Regions from separate parts of the Mus musculus genome. Here region 2 is linked to region 1. Evidence: chromatin contacts called from ENCODE POLR2A ChIA-PET data. All regions are on one chromosome and are shown on one strand. The core of a region is the stretch at or near the end of the contact, and the rest is flanking DNA. Distances in the headings are between cores, read along the strand shown. Region 1 has its middle 20 kb from the start of Nrf1. Region 2 holds the start of Mirc35hg (microRNA cluster 35, host gene).

The links. ChIA-PET counts read pairs that join two places held with the same protein, here RNA polymerase II (POLR2A).
Region 2: POLR2A ChIA-PET joins it to region 1 with 29 read pairs in embryonic stem cell. The contact joins the promoter of Mirc35hg here to the enhancer-like site in region 1. POLR2A ChIA-PET finds 5 or more read pairs at or near these places in 3 of 5 experiments (Patski and embryonic stem cell).

Annotation. Positions count from the first base shown.
Region 1 is chr6:30,025,161-30,030,421 of GRCm38, reverse strand. No RefSeq gene overlaps it. Among named protein-coding and RNA genes, the nearest start is that of Nrf1, 20 kb to the left of the region's middle. Within about 2 kb of position 3,546, at least 1 of the 3 ENCODE cell types and tissues checked has a DNase peak (open chromatin) inside an H3K27ac peak, as active enhancers do.
Region 2 is chr6:30,170,416-30,175,488 of GRCm38, reverse strand. It overlaps Mirc35hg (microRNA cluster 35, host gene), which reads left to right and starts at 1,364. Exons shown (of 2, transcript NR_126540.1): 1 at 1,364-1,809.

The DNA of each region.
Region 1 (5,261 bases), core at 2,297-4,796:
AGAGGGCTTGTGAGATGGCTCCACAGGTAAAGGTGTTTGCCACCAAACCTGAGGACAAGATCCTCAGAACCCACAAGCTAGAATCTGTGTCCCTGCAGGCTGTTCTTTGACTGTACACATGCACTATGGCCTAACTATGACCACGGGTACACAGTAAACTATATAAAAAGCCAAACACGGGCCTGTTGTTGCAAGCCTTTCATCCCAGCCCTGGCAGTATCTCTGTGAGGCCAGCCTGGTCTACAGTATCTCTGTGAGGCCAACCTGGTCTACAGAGCTAGTTCTGCTACACAAAGAAACCTTGTCTCAAAAAAAGAAAAGAAAAAAGAAAAAAAGAAAAACACCTAACTTAAACAAACAAACAAACAAAAACACAAAACAAAACAAAAGAATAAAGGGACACATAGCCCTTACTTTGCTTTGAAGGTACAGTGATCTCAATTCTTGGTCTCCCGGTTCAAGTAGGATAGACCTCACCCCTAACTAGTAGTTTTGTAGTTTTGAGACCGGGTGCCTAAGCAAAAATCCTGGCCAGAGTCACCCTTCACCTCCTGAATGAACTCACCATAGAGATGAGTTTCATTAATGGACGGCATGCATAGGCTTTTCCTAGAGAGCAGAAAGGAGTCCCGTCCACCTCTGTATCTCTGGCTTCTTCCTTTTTGGATTCAATCAATGGTGGATCAAAATACGCAGAAAAAATAAAATGTGCATCTGTACTGAACATATGTACTTTTCTGGCTCATTATTGTCCAAAATGCACAGTCTGACTACTCTCTACAGCATTTGCCTTGTATTAGGGATTGTACATGGTAATTTTCTGTCGTAATAAAATATTATAACCAAGGCAACTTACAGAAGGAAAGGTTTCTTTGGGCTTCTGGTTCTAGAGAGCCAACAGCTCATCCCTAGAGCTGGAGAGATGGCTTAGCAGGTCAGAGCACACAGAGGACCTGGATTTAGCTCCCAACACCTACTTGTTGACTCTCAACTCTCTGTAACTCCAGGTTCAGGCCCTTTGAGGCCTTATTCTTGCCTCCTAAGGCACTGCATGCACACAGTGCAGTTACACACATGCAGGCAAAACACAGAATAAAACTAATACATTTTTTTTAAAAGAAGAGACTCCATCAACATCACGGTGGGGGAAGCATGGCAGCAGGCAGGCCTGGTGACTGGATCTGAGAGCTGAGACCAGAGAGTTCACACCTCAAGCTACAACCTGGAGGCAGAGAAAGCATAGTGGGGGTCGCCAGAGGCTTTGACCGCTCAGAGCCCACCTCCACATTTCATTCAAACTACCACAATAAGTAATCTAGAGATGATTCGAAGTGTATGGGAGGATATGGCAGGTCTTAGAACCACTTTGAACCATTTTCTAAAAGGGATTTGAGAGCCTCTTGTAGAGTTTAGGATTCATGGGGGATCCTGGAACAAGGAAGGAAGAGTTGTACTGCTTTCATGTTATTGTTATCTGGGAAACAACTTAGTAGGCACCTACTGTGGGCCTAGCTATGGTAAAACAATTCCTAGCTCCGACTCTGGCTTTTACCTACAGCTATCGTCATTAAAGTACAGCCAAGAAAGTAATGGTCCCACAAGGAAGGTGCTAAATCTTACCGAGTTCTTTTGAGGATGTAGAACTGTGTGACTCTTTCTGGGAGACTAGAACAATTGTCTGTTCTGCCAGAGACTAGCTGAATAAAGCAATGAGATTACGGATTCACAAGGGTGTGGCTGACAGTTTACTTGGAGCAGGAAGGATGACTCAAAGGCAGCTGTACCTCCAAAATGCCCACCCCCTGCGTGAGTGACAGCTCACAACCTGTAGGTAGTCCCACAGTAGGCTCTTCTCCCAAGCAATTGTTACCGCTTATACAACTTTGGGTGTGGGTGGGTGTGTTGGGGGTGGATGTTTCAGTAGCTTTCTAAGACTTGTAAATTGTGTTTGCTTCCTGAGTCTTATAAATTTCCTTTCTCCCCGCTCCAGGAGGGACTGATTCACTCCAGAGGAAACCACTACTCAACAACAGACTGAAAATGTACAAAGCTGGAGTAGGCAACAGTATGCTTGTTAGCTCCATAGCAACCAGAGAACCCCTTGTCAGTTCACAAAGGTCTCTGCTACAAAAGAATAAACCAGGGGCTGGAGAGATGGCTCAGCTGTTAAGTGCACTGACTGCTCTTCCAGAGGTCCTGAGTTCAAATCCTAGCAACTGCATGGTGGCTCACAACCACCTGTAATGAGATCTGATGCTCTCTTCTGGTGTGTCTGAAGACAGCTACAGTGTACTTATGTATAATTAATAAATCTTAAAAAAACAAAAATATAAGAGTGAACCAGCATGTGAGGTTCACAAGGACGGGACACTGGGTCTGAAGTCATTTCTCCTCGCTGACATTCACAGCATCTTTTCCATTGAGCCGCTGAATGTACTGCCAGAAAAAGTCCCGTCCCCCCCCAATGATGATAAGGATGCAAAAATCGAAACCAAACCAAACCAAAAACCCTGCGCACATTACCCCTGGCAAGGGCAAGCTGCCTTAAATTGCTTAGATTTTGATGCTAGCTCACAGCAGTTTTCACCAAGCAGGTTAACAGAAGAGAGGATACAGTTTCCATCAGAGGAGCAAGTGGGAATCCAAGGGAATGGTATAGGACAGCTCTACTGGACATTTCCCAGCTCCATCCCAACCACCACGTGGACGTTCCTGGGATGGCTCTAATGTCAGATTCTGTATCATTCAGTTTATCTTGATCTTTCTCTTCTCTCTCCCCACGTCCCCATCCTTAGTTTCTTTCTTCCTTCCTTCCTTTCTCTCTCTCTCTCTCTCTCTCTCTCTCTCTCTCTCTCTCTCTCTCTTTCTTTCTTTTTCGAGACAGGGTTTCTCTGTATAGCCCTGGCTGTCCTGGAACTCACTTTGTAGACCAGGCTGGCCTCGAACTCAGAAATCCACCTGCCTCTGCCTCCCGAGTGCTGGGATTAAAGGCATGCACCACCCCCGGCCTTAGTTTCTTTCTTGACAGTCTCATATATTCTAGGCTATAAACTCATTACCAGGCAAGACTCCCGTGGCCCTCTGACCCCATCTCCTGCGTGATGGGATTATAGGGATGTGCCTGCCCTCAGCTCCTTAGTTATCATGAATTTTTACTTTAGAAAAAACAGTCAGAACCTGTGTGTAGCCGTGGGTGTCTGTAATCCCAGCACTTGGAAAACTGAGGAAAAAAAGATTGTTTGGAGGTCAAGGTCAGCCTGGGCTACAACCCTACTACACCCCGCCCCGTGTTCCAACCCTACAACAGCATAAAAGTAGGCATGGTGGCAATGCTTGAAATTCCAGAGGGGGAGGCAAAGTAATCAAAAGATCAAAGTCATTGTCAGTCAAGTAACTACTGAGAGGAAGGCGGGCCTGGGCTCGGGGAAAGTTGCTATGAAGCGGGTGGGGCTTAGAGGCGAGGAGGAAGGAGAAAGGATTCCTTCACTGCACTCAGATTCTAGCTCCACTCAGACAAACTTGTTTCCAGGCTGGAGTACTTCCTGTCCGGCTCCAGGCCCCACCCTATGGCCTCGGGCTCCATTTCCTCTTAAGTCACGCACCCGCTGGTTTTAGTTTTAGTGTTTTCCCCCTTTCAGAAATGTGTCTGATAGTTACAACTGTGTCCGTCCATCTGTTTCTTGGCAGAAAAACTTTGGGGGTCCCTTAGGCTTCTTCCCATTTACCCTATCTCTCAGTTCAAGCTGTTAGTGTTCCTGCTGTAATAAAATTCTGGGGTTGAGGTTGGGTGTGGTGATGTATGGCTTTAAACCCAGCACTCAGATCTCTGCGAGTTCAAGGCTAGTCTGGACTACACTGAGAGCTCCAGGACAGCCAGAGCTTTGTAGGGAGACCCTGTCTCAAAAAGCAAAGCAAAATAACACGTGTACACACGCACGCACACACACACACACACACACACACACACACAAAACCCTCAGGTGGAAAGACAGCTTAGCAGTTGTTCCTATAGAGGATCCGGGGTCAGTCAATTCCTAGCACACACATGGTGGCTCACTTCTACCTGTACTTCTAGTTCTAGGGGGATCTGACTCTCTCCACTGGCCACTAAGGGCAGCAGACATGTACGTGGTATATATATATATATATATATATATATATATATATATATATATATATATATATATATATGTAGAGAGAGAGAGAGAGAGAGAGAGAGAGAGAGAAAGAGAGAGAGTCAGACAGACAGACAGACAGTCATATCTAGAAAATAAAAGGGTCTGAAGAGATAGTTCAGCAGTTGAGAGCACTTGCTATTCTTGCAGAAGAACTGAATTCAGCTCCTAGCGACTACATTTAGCAGTTCTAAACTGCCCTTAACACCAGCTCCACGGGATTTCAACACCTTCTTCTGGCCTCTGAGGTCACCAGCACATCAATGGCATACATTCACACAGATGCAGGAAACAGACACATTTAAAAAAAAAAGAAAGAAAGAAAAAGAAAAAAAAAAAAGAAAAGCCAGGCGTGGTGGCGCACGCCTTTAATCCCAGCACTCGGGAGGCAGAGGCAGGCAGACTGAGTTTGAGGCCAGCCTGGTCTACAAAGTGAGTTCCAGGACAGCCAGGGCTATACAGAGAAACCCTGTCTCGAAAAACCAAAAGAATAAAATAAAAAAATAAAATAAAATAGGGGCTGGAGAGATGGCTCAGCGGTTAAGAGCACTGACTGCTTTTCCAGAGGTCCTGATTTCAATTCCCAGCAACCACATGGTGGCTCACAACCATCTGTAATGAGATCTGATACCCTCTTCTGGCGTGTTGGAAGACAGCTACAGTGTACTCATATGCATACAATAAATAAATCTTTTAAAAAATAATAAAGTAAAAATAAAATTCTTACCAGGTATAGTGGTGCATGCCACTGGAGAGGCAGAGGCAGAGGCAGAGGCAGAGGCAGAGGCAGAGGAGGGAGAGGCAGAGGCAGAGGCAGAGGCAGAGGCAGAGGCAGAGGCAGAGGAGGCAGGCAGAGGCAGAGGCAGAGGCAGAGGAGGCAGGCAGAGGCAGAGGCAGAGGCAGAGGCAGAGGCAGAGGAGGCAGGCAGAGGCAGAGGCAGAGGCAGAGGCAGAGGCAGAGGCAGAGGAGGCAAGCAGAGGCAGAGGCAGAGGCAGAGGCAGAGGCAGAGGAGGCAGGCAGAGGCAGAGGCAGAGGGCAGAGGCAGAGGCAGAGGCAGAGGCAGAGGGCAGAGGCAGAGGAGGCAGG
Region 2 (5,073 bases), core at 115-2,614, 150 kb before region 1:
AACTGTGCTGGGAGAGGGACAAGCGGGTCCTGGCCTTCCTGCCTTGGGGTGGGTCTTGCCTCCGGAGCCATCTGTCTGTAACATCCATGGCTGAAGCAGGTCTTGCCCAGGAGCTGAGTATCTAGAAGGGTTCGTATCTGCAGCGTCATTCTCGGACCCTGGCAGACAGCAGGGGAGGGAGGAATCCAGGGGCTCGGTTCCCCTAATCCATTTACTTCGCTTGAGCTCAAGGTTTTCAGTCTCAGCGCAAGGGCCCTTTAGTTTGGTGGGAACATCAGCTAAGCCCCACCCCACCCCCACACCCGGTTTTAGAGGCTTCTAGGCGGTCAGACCTGCCCGGATTCATTGGGAGAACTAGGAGCTAAAAGGGAGGAAGGCGGATTAACGTTTTATTTTAATCTGGTTTTGAACTGTGGTTGCCGTCTGGGGCAGCCGGGCGCGGCAGGGAATGGGAGGGCGCTCAAAGCAGGGGAGGGGGATGTGCGCACTCTCTGGTCTCAGGATGCTGGGGAGAAGGAAGAGGCCACTTCAAACGAGACAGCTAGGGTGTACCTTAACTCTGCTCCTCCCCAGAGGCTCCGGGGTGGCATCCTAGCTAAGAAGGTTCCGAGGGATCTAATCCCCGTCCTCGTTCCAGATGGCCCCGCCCCCTCCCGGGGGAGCCACTGCGGCAGTGGAGGGGCAGGAAGGGAGATGGGAAGGGGTCTGGGGGTGGCTTCCCTTCCCCTCCCCCTTCCGGGACAGGCGGTCTTTGTTCCCTGCGGCGGCGGCGGCCAGACACCTGTGAGGCTTCAGGGCTAGGCAAAGGTGGGTTAGGACGAGTGGCGAGCCTCTGGTGCCCACTCCAACTCTCTACCTTCGGGCCAGGGTGCTCCCACCGAGGCAGAACAGACTGTGGCCAGTTCTCCGGCTGCAGAGTACCGTCTAGTGTGGTCCCACAGTACTCCTGGCCTCCAAACGCACTTCCCCTCCCCCAGCCCAGAGTCGGATTTCCAAGTTTGCTGTGCTACACACACCTTGGCTAGCAAGGGGTTCAGAGGGAGGTGGGATGGTAGGGCATCGGGGCACACCTCGGCCGGCGGCACCCCAGCCCAAGGTAGGAGGCTAGAACAGCGAGTGGGCAGCGGGACCCCTTAGGGGCCAAACCCAGCTGGGTTCGGCGAACAGGCGGGGCTCGCGACGTATCCGCAGTCCCGGTCGGGCGTGCCCTACGACGCGCACCAACCGGAGCAACATTCAAGGTGAATCATCTTCGGTCCGCCTCCCGTCCCTCCCCCGCCCCACAGCACCTGAGCCAATGGCGCGGCGCGGGGGGCGGGCGGGGCGCTGGGGGCGGTAAAACCCTCCCGGAGTCATTATCTCTGCACTCCGTCGAGCCCCCGGGTCTCGGCGCCGGAGCCTGCTAGCCTCCTTCCTTGAACACGATCGTCACACCTGGTGCACCCCTTTCGTCTGCCTCTGGGGCTCGGTGACCATTCAGCCCTACCCCGCCTGCTGCGTGGAAGAGGCTCCTCCTCAGGTGGCTCGGCCGGGGCCTTCCCCTGCAGACCTGTCACCCGACACCCAGGAAGCGCGCGGCCCCATCCCGGCTCCTCTTTGTTCCCCCGCTGGGCTCCGCGCTCCGGCGCCACCTCCTCCCGCCAAGGTCCTGGTGATTTGGGGCGCCGCTCTCGGCTCAACCTGGGCACGCCTCAAGTTCTGTCCATTGGGCCCGCTCCAAACGAGGGCCCTTTTTTTGCCTAGTTCCTCGGGTGTGGACTCGGAGCAGAGCTGGGAGGCGGCGGTGAGCCCAGCCCGGAGCCGGCGCAGGTGAGTGTGCGGGGCGGGGCCGGGCGGAGCCAGTGCTGGGCCAGGGAGAAGGTGGAGCGGGTGCCGGAGGGCCAACAGTTCTAGCACCCAGTTTTGTGGGCGGCCGGAGGGGCAAGCAGAGGCCACGTCGTGGCTGTGGCCTTCGGGGATGACGCGGCACTGTGAATTCCTGACTTCCTTGGCCTTTTGGCGGGGATGCCGGCGAGGTGCCAGGGGACGGGGCCCTCAGTACCATGTGCACCGCATCCAGTGCGGTTCCCGGGGCGGGAAGAAAGCGGGGGGCATTTTGAGCCTAGGTTGGGTTTGGCTCGGTGCCTGATGCTGCCCGCCCTAATGTCGCCTCCCGGAGGAATTCGGCTGGGGTCCCGGGAGTTTCGCCGCCCTGTTGGGCCTGGGAGGAAGTGCAAGGCCGGGAGGCTGGCCGCGACGCGGGCTGGGGAGCGTTCCTGCGTCGAGCTGGTTTCTCCAGCCCCTTCTCAGGGTTTCACTGCAGGTTGGTTATCGCTTCCGTGGCCCGGAGCCTGCCCCGCCCAGTCCCCTGGGAAAAGCTGGTCCAAGAACTCAGCTTGCCTTCCTTCTGTATCCTCCGGCCTGGAGCAAGCGGATACCAGTTCTGAGTCCGAACCAATTCGGTTAGCAAGGGCTGCTCCCAGGTCCCCAGAATCCTGCCCCCGGAACATGTCTCGGATGTTTTACTAGTCGGTGTATCCAATAGTTACCGGCAGTGGCGATGCAGCCCAGGCATCAGGGATCGCTCAGTTCTGCGGAGCCCTACAGGCTGAGCCCTTCCTTCATCCTTGGCACCCCTACACTAAGTAGAAAGATCTGCTAGCGCAAGGGATGCAATTCTGATTAGGAGATTAGGGACAGAGATGGGGGGCGGGTGCCCTATTGGGCGCCGTCTCTGTCAGAGATAGTTAGGACAGGGCCTTCTAGGTTTCCTGCTGGCTAACCTCCTGAGGACTAAGAGTCCAGTTTTCACACTGAGCCAGGTACCTGTGTTACACGTCCGCCCTGAGACTCCGTGCACAGTCAGTCTAGCCTGCATCACCCTCTGCCTAGACAAACCTTGGGCATCATGTTTCTAGATTTCTGTTCCGAGGTCAATCAAGCCTTCTAAGAAACCCAGTAAACCGAGCCCACCTTTCATCCTCCACTTGTTTTCTTTAGGGCTTCTAGCCACCCTTTCAAACAGTGAGGGGGGTCAGTGGGTGGGAGATTATTACACAAAGAAGAAACAATTTCACTGTAATAGTCTCCCTTGTGAGGATTTCGTTTATTCTTATTTTCCACTAGGAGTATTAACGGGGTCCAGTGGCCCTGGGAACGTGCTTGTGCTGTGCACAGCTGAGCACACTCGAGTTTGGTGCATGCCTGGGTAGCTTGGACTGCATCAAAAGCAGCTTGAGGGGCTCCTAAGATTTCACTAGCCAACCAGGAGGCTGGGCCACGCCCTGAGCTAGTGGAGAGGCTAGCCGCCCCAGCCTTTGCAGCATTCGATGGAGATATAAGTGATCCGTGCTGGGCCAATCGCTGGTGGGAAGATTCGCAACAGAGACTCTAGATTCGATGTGTAGGGGTTGATGGTGACAGTTGCTGAATGTTAGCAAAAGATCCCTAAAGACTCCACCCGAACCACTCACCTCTAGGGAGCTCTGGTACTGAGAATGGTAGGCTGGGGGGGGGGGGCAGGGGGAAGAGGCACATATAGGTCTGACTACAGAGCAAGAGCCCAGGGAAAGACCCCCGACCCCAATACCTGGCCAAGGGAGGGATGATTCTTCAAAGAGACAAGACATGCCTAAGGGGAGTAGGGCTAGGGGAGGGAGACCTGGCAGAGGATGTAGGATACACACTCACCCAGGAGGACATCCTGTGCCCCTGCCAGTCCTCCTTACACACCAACTCTGATGCTCTAATTGTTCACACCTACCAGGCTGGGACACAACCTTTTCCCACAGTCAGAAGAGGAATTTCTTAGCCTTTAATCTCAAGGTCAGGGTTTTGACCTACACAGAGAGCATAAGAGACTGTCCTGCCAAAGCCCCGTCATGGCTCCCCGTTGTAGAATACCAGGGTTGTTTTTGCAGAACTCCACTGTCCCCGTTTCAGGAGAGCCTATTTTCCTCTGACCCAGGACAGGTTCTGCTTCAACTAAGGTCTAGGTATTCCTGCTCTGCTGTGTGTTGGGTGGACTCTGGCTGTGGCCATGGGTGTGGCCCTGCCTGGGTACCGCAGCATTCTCTTCCTGCCGCATTTGAATTAGGAGGGGCAAGGCAGCGCAGGGAGGAGCCTCATTCAGCGGACTAGAACTGGATGCTGAAGGGGTGTTTGGCTCTGTAAGCAGTTTCCTGCTCTCCATCCCCTCCAGTTACAGAAGAGGAAGATGTAGGCAAAAGGGCGGGCATGCCAGGCACTTGATCCGACAGGGCTATTCTCTTATGGTGCTTCATTCCTTCCTGGGTGCTCCAGACTGAGTTCTCAGGAGGACATTGGTACCCTGAGTGTGTCTCAATCTTCCCAAGGCCCTTCCCCCATTGCTACTCCTCTGTTCCATTGAAATGGGGGGGGGAAAAAGATTTTAGAATACTGTTTCCAAAATATCCTGCATCTTTAGAGAAAGCTGTTTCCAAGCACAACTCTAAATAGCTTCTCCTTCCCAGCCTCACATTCCCCAGGTTCATATTAAACTGTAGGTTTCCTCGTGGGCCACAAAGCTCCATTTCAGGGGACTCCTTAGTGATTCTGAGAAACACTCTGAGCCACATAGAACACACCAGTAACTATAGCTGTCCACCCCCGCTTGACTCCTCTAAGTTCAGAGATTTATAGTGGGGGAAACTGAGGCCACAGGCCAGGGAGTGTCCATCTTACCAAGATGAAATGGCCTTTTGGGAGGTGAGCTAGAGCTCCAGAGTCAGCAAATAGTGAGTTTTCGGTCAAAGCCCCACAAGTATGTTACCAAGTCCAGGACTGATAACAGGTTTACAGTGGGGTTAGCCTGGAGTAAAGGCTTATAAGGTTTCTGAGCTGGAGAACTCTATCTGACCCCTTCCCGTATATTTCCCTTTTCCGTCTACCTTTCCCTGTGGATTCCAGGCCGGCCTAAGGGTAGGCTGAGCCTGTGTTGCCTCTTCCACAGTGTCTCCAGCTCTCATGCCCTGGGCACCAGCTCCAGAGAGACTTACCCTCCCTCTTTCCTCCATCCCCAGGGCACCTGGTACCAGAGGCAAGGGCCTCCATCCTGCCTTCTCTCGTGGCAGC